Regions from separate parts of the Homo sapiens genome. Here all the other regions are linked to region 1. The links are chromatin contacts, found by Hi-C or POLR2A ChIA-PET in ENCODE. All regions are on one chromosome and are shown on one strand. The core of a region is the stretch at or near the end of the contact, and the rest is flanking DNA. Distances in the headings are between cores, read along the strand shown. Region 1 holds the start of SPTBN1 (spectrin beta, non-erythrocytic 1). Region 2 overlaps ACYP2 (acylphosphatase 2). Region 3 has its middle 14 kb from the start of EML6.

The links. A loop is a pair of places that touch in the nucleus more often than their neighbours do. ChIA-PET counts read pairs that join two places held with the same protein, here RNA polymerase II (POLR2A). Pooled maps may share reads with other maps.
Region 2: a pooled map shows a loop between it and region 1 (1.9-fold over the local background). The contact joins the enhancer-like site here to the promoter of SPTBN1 in region 1. A Hi-C loop is called at or near these places in 2 of 168 maps with a recorded cell type or tissue (Caco-2 and HepG2) and 2 of 50 pooled maps. POLR2A ChIA-PET finds 5 or more read pairs at or near these places in 2 of 52 experiments (HepG2 and OCI-LY7).
Region 3: a loop to region 1 is called in a pooled map, with 2.1 times the contacts of the local background. The contact joins the enhancer-like site here to the promoter of SPTBN1 in region 1. A Hi-C loop is called at or near these places in 2 of 168 maps with a recorded cell type or tissue (IMR-90 and PC-3), 1 of 37 single-sample maps with no recorded cell type and 11 of 50 pooled maps. POLR2A ChIA-PET finds 5 or more read pairs at or near these places in 5 of 52 experiments (A549, OCI-LY7, Panc1 and 1 more).

Annotation. Positions count from the first base shown.
Region 1 is chr2:54,453,253-54,457,775 of GRCh38, reverse strand. SPTBN1 (spectrin beta, non-erythrocytic 1) reads right to left here and starts at 1,449. Exons shown (of 36, transcript NM_003128.3): 1 at 1,258-1,449.
Region 2 is chr2:54,237,620-54,242,562 of GRCh38, reverse strand. The region is part of intron 3 of ACYP2 (acylphosphatase 2); the gene reads right to left. It overlaps LOC105374610 (a long non-coding RNA gene), which reads left to right. Exons shown (of 2, transcript XR_007086321.1): 2 at 3,279-3,543. Among named protein-coding and RNA genes, the nearest start is that of TSPYL6, 16 kb to the left of the region's middle. Within about 2 kb of position 1,867, at least 7 of the 41 ENCODE cell types and tissues checked have a DNase peak (open chromatin) inside an H3K27ac peak, as active enhancers do.
Region 3 is chr2:54,707,231-54,711,877 of GRCh38, reverse strand. No RefSeq gene overlaps it. Among named protein-coding and RNA genes, the nearest start is that of EML6, 14 kb to the left of the region's middle. Within about 2 kb of position 2,482, at least 11 of the 41 ENCODE cell types and tissues checked have a DNase peak (open chromatin) inside an H3K27ac peak, as active enhancers do.

The DNA.
Region 1 (4,523 bases), core at 200-2,699:
ATCCAGCAGAAGCTGCAGGACAAGGTAGCAGCAGCTCCAGGCCTCGGCCAAGGGCAGCCCCGGGCCTGGGTGGGGCCGGGCGGGGGCCGCAGGCGCCGAGCGGCCGTGCCAAGCCCCGCCAGCGAGAACCAAGGAAGCTGCGATACTGCTGCATTGTGCTGCATCACGGCGAGGGCACCGTGAGCCATCCATCTTGCCAAAAAAGCACATCCCCGCCCAAATAAACCCCACCGAATTCAATTTTCTGCTCCGCCGAAGCACCCCCACACGCACCCTGTCCTCACTTACTATCTGGCCTGGCTTTCGATTGGAAAAATAATGGACAGAGGTTTGCGTTCTGATCCCCACCCCCTCCTCATCTGATGGCAGCAGTTGGCACCTTTCCTATCACAAAAACAAAGAGAAGGCGCCCCCTAAAAGAGGGCCGTGGGCGTGGTGTGGGGGGTGATGACGAGCCAGCCCACCTACCCAAAGCAGGCCCGGAGGGTCCCTGCGCTGAGACAAACCTGTTGAAGAGAGGGTGGCAGGAGCTGAAGGGCGGGCGCAGCGGCGGCTCGGCGCCCGGAGGCGGCTCACGCCCAGCCCTGGGAGAGTGGGGACGGCAGAAAGGGCGGGGGGGGGGCGGGCGCACGAGGGTAGCAAGCGCAGGGATGGGGCGGAGGTGGGGGCGCGGGGCCGCCGCCTCCGGCTCAGCTGCAGCGCGGCGCAGCCGGGACCACGCCTGGCCGCATCCCCTGCACCGCTACGCGCAGAGCCCGGCCCTGTCACCGCCGCCCCCGCTCCCCACCCGCGGGGCCACAGAGAGGGCACCTGAAAATAGACCCTCCGGCTGTCCGCTGTCCGCTCCGCACCCACCTCCGCGCCAGGGGCCTCCGCGTCAGGGGCCGCCGCGCCCGGCTGCAGGGAGGCGCCGGCGGAGGCAGGGAGGAGGAATCGCCGCGCCGCGCCGGGGCTGGGGCCGGACGGCAGCGGTGCGCACGGCGGGTCTGCTGCCGCCTCACCGCAGAGCCTGCCGCCCCTCGTCCCGCATCATCCGAGTACCAATGAGCACCCGCGACCCGGGCTCCCCGCGCCGCCCCCGCCCGGGCTTTGCAGCCTCCCTGCCCCCACGCGGCTCCCCGGGCGCAGGGCAGGCGGGCAGCGGCGTCCTCCGGCCCTGGGCCCGCGCCCCTCCTCCCGCCCGTCCGCCGCCGCGGAGCCCACCCGGGAGGCAGCCCCAGTGAGTTGGCATCTCCCTGCCTCGGGCCCCCTACCTACCTCCCGGGGATGGGGTGGGGGCGCCGGGGTCCCGTCCTCCTCCCGCTCCTCGGCGGCCGGGCGGGTGGGCCGGGAGGCGACTCCGCGGGTCTGTCCGCGGCTGGGGCCGGGGCTCACAGGACGGGACCAGTGGGCGCTGCTGCGCAGGGCTGCGCGCTCGCTCCGGGAGGAGAGGCGGCCGAGGGAGGGACTGGAGGAATCCGCAGCCTGCACGGCAACAGCGGCACTGATTCCGGGGGCTGGGCGGGAGCGCGGGGGGCGGGGGGAGGAGGAGAGGAGGGCGCTCGCAGGGAGGGGGCGAGGGGCGGGGAGAGGAGCGCGCGGGGCGGGCGCGCGCGCACACACACACAAGCGCACTCCCGGGATCCCTCCCGCACGCCCTCCGCCCTCCGCACTCCTCCCTCCCCACTCCCGCCCGCTCCCTCTGCTTCGCCCGCCCTCTCCTCCTGCCCGGAGCCCCGCAGCCGCCCAGGGAGCCGAGCCTCGGGCGCGTCCACGTCCTCTCCAGCTGAGGCTCTTCCCGGGTCCAGCCCGGACCTCATCCTCCCAGCGGCGGGGACCGACCAGGCTGGCCGGGGCGGGGTGGGCACTGCTGCTGCCGCTACCCGAGCAGGACAATAGGGGCTTTGTCTCCACAGCCGGAGAGGGCCAATTTCACGTTTAATTTGAGGCTAATTCGATTATCGCCATGGAAAGAGGCGGTCTAATTTTCTACGTGATTTGTGCAGCCTCTTTTCGCCCTTGATGTTGCGTTCGGAATGCTGGGGAGAGAGGGTATTTAGGGAGGTTTTGGAGCGTCACTTGCTTGGTTGGTTTGAGATGCAGTTGGTGATGCCTTATAGGTTCTACCCAACTTGGAGAAGGGCGACGGCGACCTCTTCGTGGGAAACCTTGGGCGCTGGAGGATGGGTGGTGGGGGTCGTTCCTTGTGAGGTTAATGTATTCTTTTGCAAATGCTTTTTCGCCCACCCTTTCGCTTTGGGTAGCTGGGAGCAGACCCTACAAGTGGTTCATCCAACTCCTGCCTCTCAGTGCAGGCTCCGCTCGAACCTGAGGCCAGGTGCCCTGCCCCAGTCACTCCCGAGAGAGGGGTCGTCCGGCCGCGGTGGAGGGCCCCGTGATGGCGTGGGGACTTGCGTTTTCCCCTATGCGCATTCCCTGAAACGGAAACTGGACGTTTCCTCAAATTTTTGTCATGTGCCACTGCCCCTTCCCAGTCACCTGGTCTACCCCGTCAGCCCCTCAGGCTGTGTAGAAATTCCAGAACCGTCACTGTTGTGAAGAAAAGATGGTGGAATCACCAGGACCACGAATGGAAACGCTCTTTAGAAAAGCAGTTTGAAGAAACTGACTTTCTCCTTGTTCTGTAAAGTGCACAGGGCGGCACTGCGGGCATTCAGAGGGAGGAGGGCCCTTCCTGTTTGAAAAAGCCCCAGGGCTTTTTCCCCATACAGACCTGATCACCTGGATTAAAATAAAACAAAAATACACGGCAGCCAAGTAGTTTGTATCATGCTTATATCTCAGATCACTAGAACCTGGCCTGATGGGTTTATATGTTTGTATGTATTTTTAAATGAATATTTTAAAATAAAACTCAGTGAAATCGTCACAGCAAACTGAAGATGATTCTTCCTTTTAGGCCTTCATAGGTTTGAATGTTTGAACCTATGTTTACTTTTGATAGGAAAAAAATTGAGGAAAGCAAATAACATTTTTTCTCAGAAGGTGAATCAACACAACCAGACCGTAAACTCTCTTAAAGGTAGGGTTATTTCTTTCTTCACTCTGTACATATAGCAGGCACTTAGGTACTAAAACAAATTTGTTGAATTGAACACAATCAACTTGTAAGCTGCTGCCCTCATTAGGTAATAAGGGAAATCCACTAGAAAGCAAAGTTGTTTGCCTTTCACTTACTTATTTTTTTACCATGGACCCCAGCACCTCCCCACTCACAATGTTAATGAAATACCAAAGAAAACAGTAACAATATTGGGAAGTGCATCCATTTAAATTAATTCTTCCAGTGTTATTCTGAAATGGTTATTCCTTTATCACAGACAACGGTATTTAAATAAATTTTCATTTGATGAATGATTCACCTCCCTTACCCCATTCCACTCCCACTTACGTTGTTTTTTAATTAAAAAAAAAAAAAAGGCCACACACACCTTAGCAAGGTACTCTAGTAAAGCCCCAGTAATTATTCCAAAAATGTGAAAGACAAGGATTCAGAGTTCTACTGTAAATACCTGCATCACAATTTTGAATTCTTACCCTTAGGTGCAAAAAATCACCCTAGAGAACTCAGTGTACCAACGACCAAAAAGAAGTAACAATTCAAAGAAAAGATAGTACAACTGGAAAGATTATTGGAGAAGACATTTTTATGGAAGGCAAAATCTAAAAAAGATAAAAAGTCTTAGGCAGTGATAACAGCTCAGAAGGATTATTCCCATGTATCTCAGAAGCGGCTTAGTTTCTTCTCATATTAGAATCAGGGTTGATATAAAGGAACCTAGAAGTCTTCAATATCATGTTTGTAACATACTACTCTCCACTTTTAAAACCATGTGATTGCATATGGCTTTATCTCCCATCAAAATACTTTATTACAAAATTTTTACAGATATAAATTGTCATTTTAACTTTCCATTCAGAATGTAGGGGAAGGCTGGGCACGGTGGCTCATGCCTGTAATCCCAGCACTTTGAGAGGCTGAAGTGGGTGGATCACCTGAGGTCAGGAGTTCAAGACCAGCCTGGCCAACATGGCGAAACCCCGTCTCTACTAAAAATACAAAAATTAGCCGGGCATGGTGAGACACGCCTATAGTCCCAGGTACTCTGGAGGCTGGGGCAGGAGAATCACTTGAACCTGGAAGGCGGAGGTTGCAGTGAGCCGAGATCGCACCACTGCATTCCAGCCTGGGTGACAGAGCGAGACTCTGTCTCAAAAAATAAAATAAAATAAAATAAAATAAAAAGGTATTGATAAACAGTATTGTCTACTACAACCTGTTTTGTTTAGAAAAGAGAATGATACTCTAAGTATTTCCTTGGTTATATTATATTAACCCAATTGAACTCATCTTTTATTGTACTGATAATAGCCCAAAACTTTAAAATCAGAACATATTTTGAAAACTTGCATATATTTTTAAAATTCCTGTTTACTCCTAAACTTGCTTCCTTTTAACTCTGAACTAGTCTGGGAAATTTCCTCATATTTAAAATATATTTCATTTGGGAATTCACATGTAT
Region 2 (4,943 bases), core at 618-3,117, 220 kb after region 1:
TTGATCAAAATGTTGAATTATGTGGCATATGACTGTATATATTTTACCTAAAACATCAAGTCATTATGTGGCATATGACTGTATATATTTTACCTAAAGCATCAAATATATGTTCATTCTGCTAAATATAATCCAATTTTCCATTTTAATGGAGAAAACCAATAACCACAATGACAAGGTGAAATGGGCAAGACAAGCCTTCAGTTGACGTCACAGGACATCAATGATGAGCAAAGTCATCTCAGGATTACTTAATTCTCAAAGGGTATTCTATCTACCAAGCCTGGTGGTTTGCATCTTGTTTGACGTTGTATAGATGACAAAACTGCAACTGCTGCAGACTGCAGTCACTGTGCTGGAATGTCAATTCTGTAATGCTGTGCATGGTTTGAACAGATTAATTCAAATGTTTTGAACATAGCAAACCTGCCATTACTTTCACCAAGCATGCAATATAGTCATAGCGTCTGCACTTTTACTACGCGTATTATAAATACATGGCTAATTTCTCCCATATGCTATTATTTCAGCTGAATTTTTTTCTTTTTTGATACAGTGTCTTGCTGTGTCACCTAGGCTGGAGTGCAATGGCGTGATCTTGGCTCACTGCAACCTCTGCCTCCTGGGTTCAAGTAATTCTCCCTGCCTTAGCCTCTGGAGTAGATGGGATTATAGGTGCCTGCCACCACGCCCAGCTAATTTTTGTATTTTTAGTAGAGGCAGGGTTTCACCACGTTGGCCAGGCTGGTCCTGAACTCCTGACCTCAGGTGATCCACCTGCCTTGGCCTCCCAAAGTGCTGGGATTACAGGCGTGAGCCACTGCGCCTGGCCTCAGCTGAAATATTTTCATACTCTTAATGGCAACACATTTGATAAATAAATCTGATACAAGTGAAACATGGTTTATCCCTTGCAAAACTTTATTACATCATTCAAGAGAAAGACGTGACTATCTTCACTTCTCCTGGCATAGACGAATCTCTACCTCATGGAGGAGAAAAAAAAAACTGCAAAACTTTCTGCAATTCCCATTTGACTTCAGATAGAAACAACACAACAATATCAGAGGTCTTAATTAAAGAGGTTTGAGGGAAAGCCCAGGGTATCATGCCTTGAATTTTTTCAAGCTAAGCCTATACCTCCTGAGCACCTGAGTGCATACTTCAACACATTTGTTAGTAGAAGGCTTCATTTTTCGGTTCAATATCATACTTAAACCAGCTGGAATTTTTAGAGCAGTCCAAGAACACCCTGTGTTATAACATTGCTATTTCCATGGAAATTTGGATAAGGGTCAGCTGGCATATATTATAAATAGTTTCCCATGATATCCCTAAATTAGAGATTAATTCAACTTGTAACAACTGAATTGACTTAATTAAAAAATGTTTTTCCTGCCTTGTCATTCACAGGCATTTGGGGAGGGAGTGGGGGTGCTCTACTCTGAGACTCCTTGCTCCAAGGCTGAAAAGATGATACTCTTTGGGCCATGTCAATGGCACTTGCTCTCCAGCCAGCCAAAGGAAGAAAAAGGAATACAAATAAAGGCTGCCAGATTATAAGCAAAGACTTTACCAAGAAAAATAAAGTGGTAGAAAACCTCATTACCTCAATGAGAACAGACATTCATCTCCTCGGCCTAAATGTCTTCTTTCTAAAATTACTAAAGTAAAGTACAAGATCTGGATTATGTGTCAAAGGTGAAAGGGACCTTATTTTGCAGCCTAAGCCACTGAAGCAAGGAAAACATAGTCTGGGTCAGAATGTTAGGTAACAGATGCCCTAGATATAGGCCCCAAGTTTCCTGACTCTTAGTTCTCTATGTTCCCCACCCCGTTTGCCAGAGAGCCACTCATCTCACCAGGGAGTTGCTCATCTAAATTGCATCCTTTGTAATACGAGCCTGAGTCTTAGGAATTCAACTTGTCACAAGTATGATGAGGCAGGGAGTGCCGCAAAGACAAAGTTTTGAGGACCAATAAAAATGGGAAAACTAAAAGTTGGAGAATGAGAAATTATTGATATCTTTAGGGGTGGTACAGGAGCTCCGGTTAGAGACAGCCCTTCCCAGTTATTAGAAAAAGAAACACCTCTAAAGTAGAGAAGAATGAGTTCTCCAGGCTACAAAGGTCTGATGTGCTATTTTTTTAGAAAAAGTGAATTTTCTTTTTTGTTTGTCTGCTCACCAAGAAGGCTTCACCACATATGCAGAATGATTCCTGCATGAGGTCTGTTTTCTACTCTAAAGTAATAAGCTGATATAACTAGTTTATTCATTATTCCCTTCTTAGGGGATTGTGACTTCATTCCTCACCTAAACCTAGTTTCCAAAAAGTGCAACACTAAGATCATGGTGACACCCACCCCCATCTAAGCTACAGACTCTATGGGCATTCTCAGTGCTACTCACCTTCATTACGTTAATTCCAGATCTTTCTCAAACATCTACTTGGTCACATAAGATGGTTACAGAGCTCTAACTTCGTTCTGAGAAGAAATTCCCACCCCTAATGACTAACTCTAATCCCCTGGACCATGGAGTCACAATTCCTTCTGGGTAATGCTCTAAACTGGTGAGAATATGTAAAATTTTTGTTATAAATACTTTAAATTTAGGGATTACTTCTAAAGTACTTCTCAGAAGAATTTTAAAAATAAAGAAGTGAATAGATTCATATGTAAACACATGACATTTGGAAATATTTACCAGTTTCTTCTTCCCTATTCTACCATGAAAACAGCATATTTAGCTTCTTGGTGAGCCACAACTGAGCCCTCTATTTAGAGTTTGTCCCCCTTACCACCTTCTTAGGTCACCATGGGTGGTAAAGTAAGAATCATATTAAATTTTAGTTCAGCTGTGATGATGCTGTGCCCTTTATAACCTTGGTGGTTTAGACAACCCCCTGGAGTTTCTTAGTCATTATAAGCTCAGTGTTTCTAACAAGGACATATGGCACAGCCTCAAATACTCCTCTGGCTCACATCAGATGCTAACAATGCTATTTCAAGAGTGGGAAATGGGAGGAGAAGTGGGATGGGGCATGCTTTTCTCCTTAACCTTTCTAGGAAGCAGTTCTTGAGATTATTAGCTTCATTCTAGACTACAAAATACATGGGCAGTAGCGGGAGGCTCTAGGTTGATGACTTCATCAGTTCCATTTCTGTTTTTAAGCTGGCTAAGTTTGTTTGAAGCTAGCTAAAAGAACAAGACAGAGGCCATTCTTGGTCTCTTTATAAGCAGTGAAATATCACAGTATGGCCTCTTTCCTTTCAGGCAGGATCCCTTTGAGACATTCCTGGAAAAGCAGAACAGTCCATGACCATCAGGAAGGCATGCTGACTTCAGGCAATCTGGCAAAATACTGTGGGTGCCAGTGAGGTAAAAACATTATTAGCAGAGTCAAGACTTTCTCTCATCAAGTAGCTCTGACCTACACTGTGGATTCCTTTTGAGCAGCTATGACGAATACACATTGTGTGGGTCTAGGTATTATAAGTGGATTTATGATTTATTTAGGGAAATAAATTTACAAAAGACATTTAGAAGACCAGAGTTGGGATTTTTGCCCATAAAAAATGATGGGTCTATATGAGTCCTTAAATATCTACACAATAAAGAGATATCTCTGCCAACCACAAAAAAATAGGCTAGGCAGTACCCAGCTGCCTGGCCTATTTTTTTGTGGTTGGTAGGGATATCAGTTTTAGCCTTTGTACTTATAAGCACTCATAATATTTTGCTTAAATAATAAATTTTCATGTGCAATCACAATAATTTTATACTATAAAAAATTGAAAAAGTCTTGAATATACATATTAAGTCACTGGAAAATAATGCATCTTATTTGGTAGGCTTAATTTTTTAAATTAAAATTAAATGTTCTTAAAAATTTGTGGACCATATGCCTAAACTAAATGAGATAGTTAATTTAAACTAATGAAAGCTATATCTTCAAACATATTAATATTTCATTTTGCTATTTTAGGTAACATTGATGAACAGAAATATGATCAATGATACTATCTTTACATTCGAAAGATTAAAATATAGACCATACAAATTAAAAGACTTACTTAGTTTGTTATTCTGCCTTCTCCACTTTCTTTACTTCCTGTAGAGAACTCTTCCTATATCTTCTATCTATTAATCATTCATTCATTCTCCTACAAATATTTATTGAACATTTACTCTAATCCAGGCACTATTCCAGGGGATGGGATACAACTGTGAGGAGGGGGTGGGAAAAAGCTCTCTCCTCTTACAGAACTTCAGAATTTCTATTCAAATGGAGAGAGACAAAGAATAAGCAAATAAATATTGGATATATAATGTGTCATATTGTAGTAAGTGCTATGAAGAAGCATAAAACCAGGTAAAGAGTTAGAGAACAATATGGGAGAGGAGAGGTCTGGATGATAATTTTGAATAAATGTCAGAGAAAGCCTCTCTGATAAGGCCACATTTGAGCAGAGACCTGAATCATGTAAGGGAATGAGTCTTAGACATATCTTGAAAACAGTGTTCCAGGCTAAGGAAGCAATATTTTTAAAAATCTAGGAGTAAGAAGCATGCTTGGCATGTTAGAAAAACAGCAAGATAGAGACAAGCGAGTAACGAGAGTACGGCAGGGGATGGGGTCAGATAGGTTGCCGGGGCCCATTCATGCATGTCCAGAAAGTTAGATAGATAGAAGGTATCCAGAAGAGAGGGAAGAGAGAATGGGAAAGAGGCATATTCAAGAAGATAATGACTGAGACTTTGCAAAAATTGGCCAAAAGCACAGATTCAAGTAGATCTCCAAACTTAAACCAAGATAAGGAAAAAGAAAAGCACAACATAGTAAAAAATGCTAAAAATAAAAGTTATAGAAGACATATTAAAAGAAACCTGAGAGAAAAGACAGATTAACATCAAAGGTGCAAGTATCAGACTGACAGC
Region 3 (4,647 bases), core at 1,233-3,732, 250 kb before region 1:
CTTAATCATATGAAAAAAATTCTCAAAATCAGATAAAAGTAAATTGAAACTACATTGATTTTAAAATGTGGAAAATTGTACATTTCTGAAGATATGCTTAAGGACAAAATGAACAAAAGGAAGGCATGCCTAAAGATTGACTGTAAAGTTAAAAAGAAAAACTTTTTGTAGTCATCATATTGGAGTATATTAAATGATACCCCAGGGATACAATCAGCAAAATTGATATTTGGGGAATTCTAAAAGACAATCTGTTTTTTAATCAAATAAATTATAAGAATTAAAAATGAGGGATGGCAGGGGAAACTCTTATTAAAACATATTTAAAGGACATACCAACTTATCTTCTGGAGCATATTTGGATCCAGGGTTGAACAAGCTGTTAAAAAAAAAAAGAACTATGAGATAATCATGAAACTGTTAATACTCAATGTTTGATGATTTTAAGGTATTATTAAATTTTAGAAGTTATAATGGTATTGTGGTTATGCTTTCAAACAAGAGTTCTTATCTTTTAGAGATTCATGCTGAATTATTCACCATGAAAAGATTTGAAGTGTGAATTTGCTTAATTTGTTTAGAAATAATCTGGAGAGGGTAGGGAGAAGTGGATGGGATTCTACATAAAGCCAAATAGGCCCTGAGCTGATAATTACTAAAGCTGGATAATGAGCACATGTAAGTTTGCTCTACTATTCTATTTTTTATATGTTCTACATGCTCCATAGATCTCTTTTTTCCAGTTTTTAAAATTAATATTTTTCAACTGTTCCAAATATTGTTAGAGCCAGGATTCTGGACAGGGTGTGTCTTCACTGACTATTTCAGCCAAAATACTAAGGTCATAATCAGGTGAGCAGCATCTGCTACAGAATCTTCTCTTGGGCCTATTTCCATCTGAAGGTGTTTACTCATTATCCTTGCAGAGTGCTTTCATTATAGTTTCATTATTATAAATTATACTTTCATTATTAAATTATAGTTTCATTAAAATGAATCAAGTAAGATTTTGGTTTATCATTTTCTCCAATGAGAATAGGGAGAAAGTGTAGGGTGATGGTTAAGGATTTGGGCTCTGGAGTCAGACATCTCCATTCAAGTCCAATTCTACCATCTGGATATGTGACCCTGGGCAAGTTATTTATCTCTTAACATCTCAGTTTACTTATCTTTAAAATAGGCATGGATAATAAAACACATTTCATAAATATGTTGTGAGAATTCGATGAACTGGAGAATGTATGTAAAGTGATTATAATACATACCACATAGCGTTATGGGATCCTTGGAGTGTCACTTGGCCATCCAGAAACCTCTGTGGCCAGTGGTACCTTTGCTGGGTTTTGCTCTGGCCCTCTGGGCTCATTCCGCCCACTCTGCCTGGAAGGTTACCCTTGGCTCGCACTACTGGCCTGGATCCCACACCTGCCAAGGGCAAGTCAGGCGTGGAGCAGCAAGAGGTGTGGGCGAGCTTGGGGTCCGGCCACTGTGCGCAGCCAGGCACTCCAGCTGCAGCAGGGTGGGCAGCTCCAGGTGCTGGCTCCAGAGCTGGCTCCCCGCAAGGCTGCTGCTAGACCAGGCGTACCATAAGCAACTTCCACAGCTGACATCAGGGAACATGGTGATACCCAGAAGCTTGGAGACGCCAGAAACTGCAGAGCCCTAAAGAGGGTGTCACAGACCTGGCTCGGGGAGCTCCTAGGTCTGGGATCCCTGACGGGCTGCAGCTCTTCTTTTCTTCTCTCTTCTCTCCTTCTTGTTGCCCGCAACGTGGCAAGCAAAAGGCGTGTTTCAGCCCTGTTTGTGTTACAGCTCTTTTAGCCCCACCATTTGACGGGTCCCGATTTCTTGTCCTGGGTGTCCAGGAAGAATGAGGTACACGGACAAGTGGAGGATGAACAAGACAAAGAGGAGCTTTACTGAACAACAGAACAGCTCAGAGGAGACCCGCAGTAGGTAGCTCCTCTAGGTAGCCAGGGTTTTCCCAATGAGTGTTCAGCTCTCAGCAGAGAAGGGTAGGTCTTCTCTTTAGGTAGGTCGTCCCATCGTCTCTTCAGGTCTGGCTGAGTCCGTGGCTTTTTATGGGCCTCAGAGGGGAGGAAGTGTGTGCCAGTCAGTCCATTAGCAGCCATGGACGGCCCGAAAAAAGCACCACAAGTTCCCACTCTGATCACGGGACCAGCAGCCCGGCCGCCAGACTTCAGACCTTCCCCGGATGGAAGGTGGGGCTTCACCAGGGACCTGCCTGTTTCCCAGGAGCCTGTCTGATCCTGCCGCCTTTATGGTGCCCAGGCGGTTCCGGCCCAGGGGCACCAGCAGGCCAGTGCAAAGCTGCCCTCAGCCCCTGCCGCGGCCTCCCTCACGGGCTTATCGGTGCCCAAAGCCCAGAGGAGGCTGAGGCGGCAGGGGACTGGTGTGTCAGCGCTGCCCTGAGTGTGCGCACACCCAGCTGGGCTGCAACAGCACCTGGGCTTGGCCCCAACCTTGCTCCGAGATCAGAGTGAGCAGCAGGAGCTGGGAGAAGCCAGGCAGCAGGAGCAGACACCTCCAAGGCTGCGGGGGTAAAGGGGGGCCTTCCTGGCCCCCAAGAGTGCGGAGATGCCTGGATCCGCAGCCGCGGCTAGGCGGCTGTAGCTGCACCTGGGAGGGCAGGGCTCCTGCCTGCTCCCGGCCCCCAAGAGCACAGGGAGGCCTGGGTCCACAGCCACGACTTGGGCGGCTACAGCTGTCCCTGGGAAGGCGGGGCTCCTGCCGACTCCATGGAACACAGCATTGCCACGGGCCCAGCTCCTCCTCCAGGCTCCTCTCTGCCTGTCCCTCCATGCCCCACCGTACTGCTCCCCTGCCAGTGGGTGAATCGGCCTGGCCCCACCATGGGGGCTCCCAGGACGGCAGGCTCCGAGGGGTCTCCCAGGGGTGGGCTCCAGGGTCTGCTAGCCTCCTCTCCGCATTTTGCCTGCAGCAGCGGTAGGCAAGGTGCAGGCGGCGCAGCAGCCCCTGCAAACTCTGCACAAACAAACCCGACGCTCTCAGGCGGCCCCATGAGTCCTGGTTGTGCCTTCAGCTGGGGGCTCGGGGGCTGCCAAGACGTGGCGGGAGCAAGGTTGAGGCCCCAGTGGAGGTCCCAAACCTGGGAGTGGGTCCTGCCCCGCTGTGTGAAGGTGAGGGTGGTGCAGTTGGCTGCCTCAGGAACGCGGGGCACAGGGGACGTGGGGCACACCCACCACCGCCACTGCTGCTCCTGCAGCGGCTCCTGCCACCACCGCCTGCGCCTCCCCACTGCAGCCAGCGTGGTGGCAGCGGCTGCTCCGGAAGGCCCACCACTGTCATCAATAGCACTCCAAATATTTATTATTAATTATAGTTGCACAACATCAATATTTAAAATATCCTCTCAAAGAAGACTCCCAAAAAATGTAAAAGGAGGATTTAATTATGCATGAGTCTGTGTGATTGCCTGAGTTACTGTTACTGTGTTTTTAGTTTGCCTGGCCATGAAAGTTTTCTGATAAAATTCTAGAATGTATTAGAACTAATTCTGCATTAAACTAAGATTTCTTCACAACCTTAAAAGCATCAACATTGTTTAAATGCAAAGACTTTAATGAGCTAAATAATATGTTACAAGTTCATTAAATTGCTACCATTATGCAGCATAGATGAATAAATTTCCAAAATTGCACGCAGAAGGGACAGTATTATGTCATCAATGAATGGTAATATAAAGGCCTCAATATCACATAGTTGGGTTCTAGAGTGAGGAAAACTAGAGAAACGATTATCCAAATAGCTTGACACCCAAAATTCTGTATTTCTGAAAATATCCACTTTACTAAAGGGAAGGAGACTAAAAAATTTACTCTTTTGAACCCTGCTGCTGGTACCTGCAAATACCTAATTTTCTATATTAGTGAGGTTTTTGGTTCTGCTGTCTAAAGGTGAACACTAAACAGAATGACATAGATTTATAGAGCTAGGGACACATGAAATTAAAACAAGACCTGGGTTTAACCACAGCTCTAACCACTTTCCTTGCAGCTTTGAACAAAGCAGTCAATCTCTTTAGGTTTCAATTTACTAAACCATAAAATGAAGGAGTAAGACCAAATGATCTTTGGGATCTCTCCCACCTCTAAAATGTTATGGCCAGTTCATTAATAGCATTAGTTTGATATGGGCAATATATTTTCATGAAGTAGTATAATTCAGTCACACATCATATATTAGATCCTGCTTCAAAGAGTGGGGAAAACAATGTGGAATCAGTGCAATTCACTCCTAATCTAGGGCTCTTTAAAAAGAATAGGGCTGGGTGTGACAGCTCATGCCTGTAATCCCAACAGTTTGGGAGGCCAAGACAGGTGGATCACCTGAGGTCAGGAGTTTGAGAACAGTCTGGCCAACATGGTGAAACCCTGTCTCTACTAAAAATACAAAAATTAGCTGGGCATGGTGGTGTACGCCTGTAATCCCAGCTACTCAGGAGGCTAAGGTAGGAGAATCACTTGAACCTGGAAGGCAGAGGTTTCAGTGAGCCGAGATTGCACCACTGCACTCCAGCCTGGGCAACAAGAGCGAGACTCCATCTCAAAAAAATTAAAAATACTACAATAAAATAAAGAGACTTGGCTAACCTTGTGAATAAAC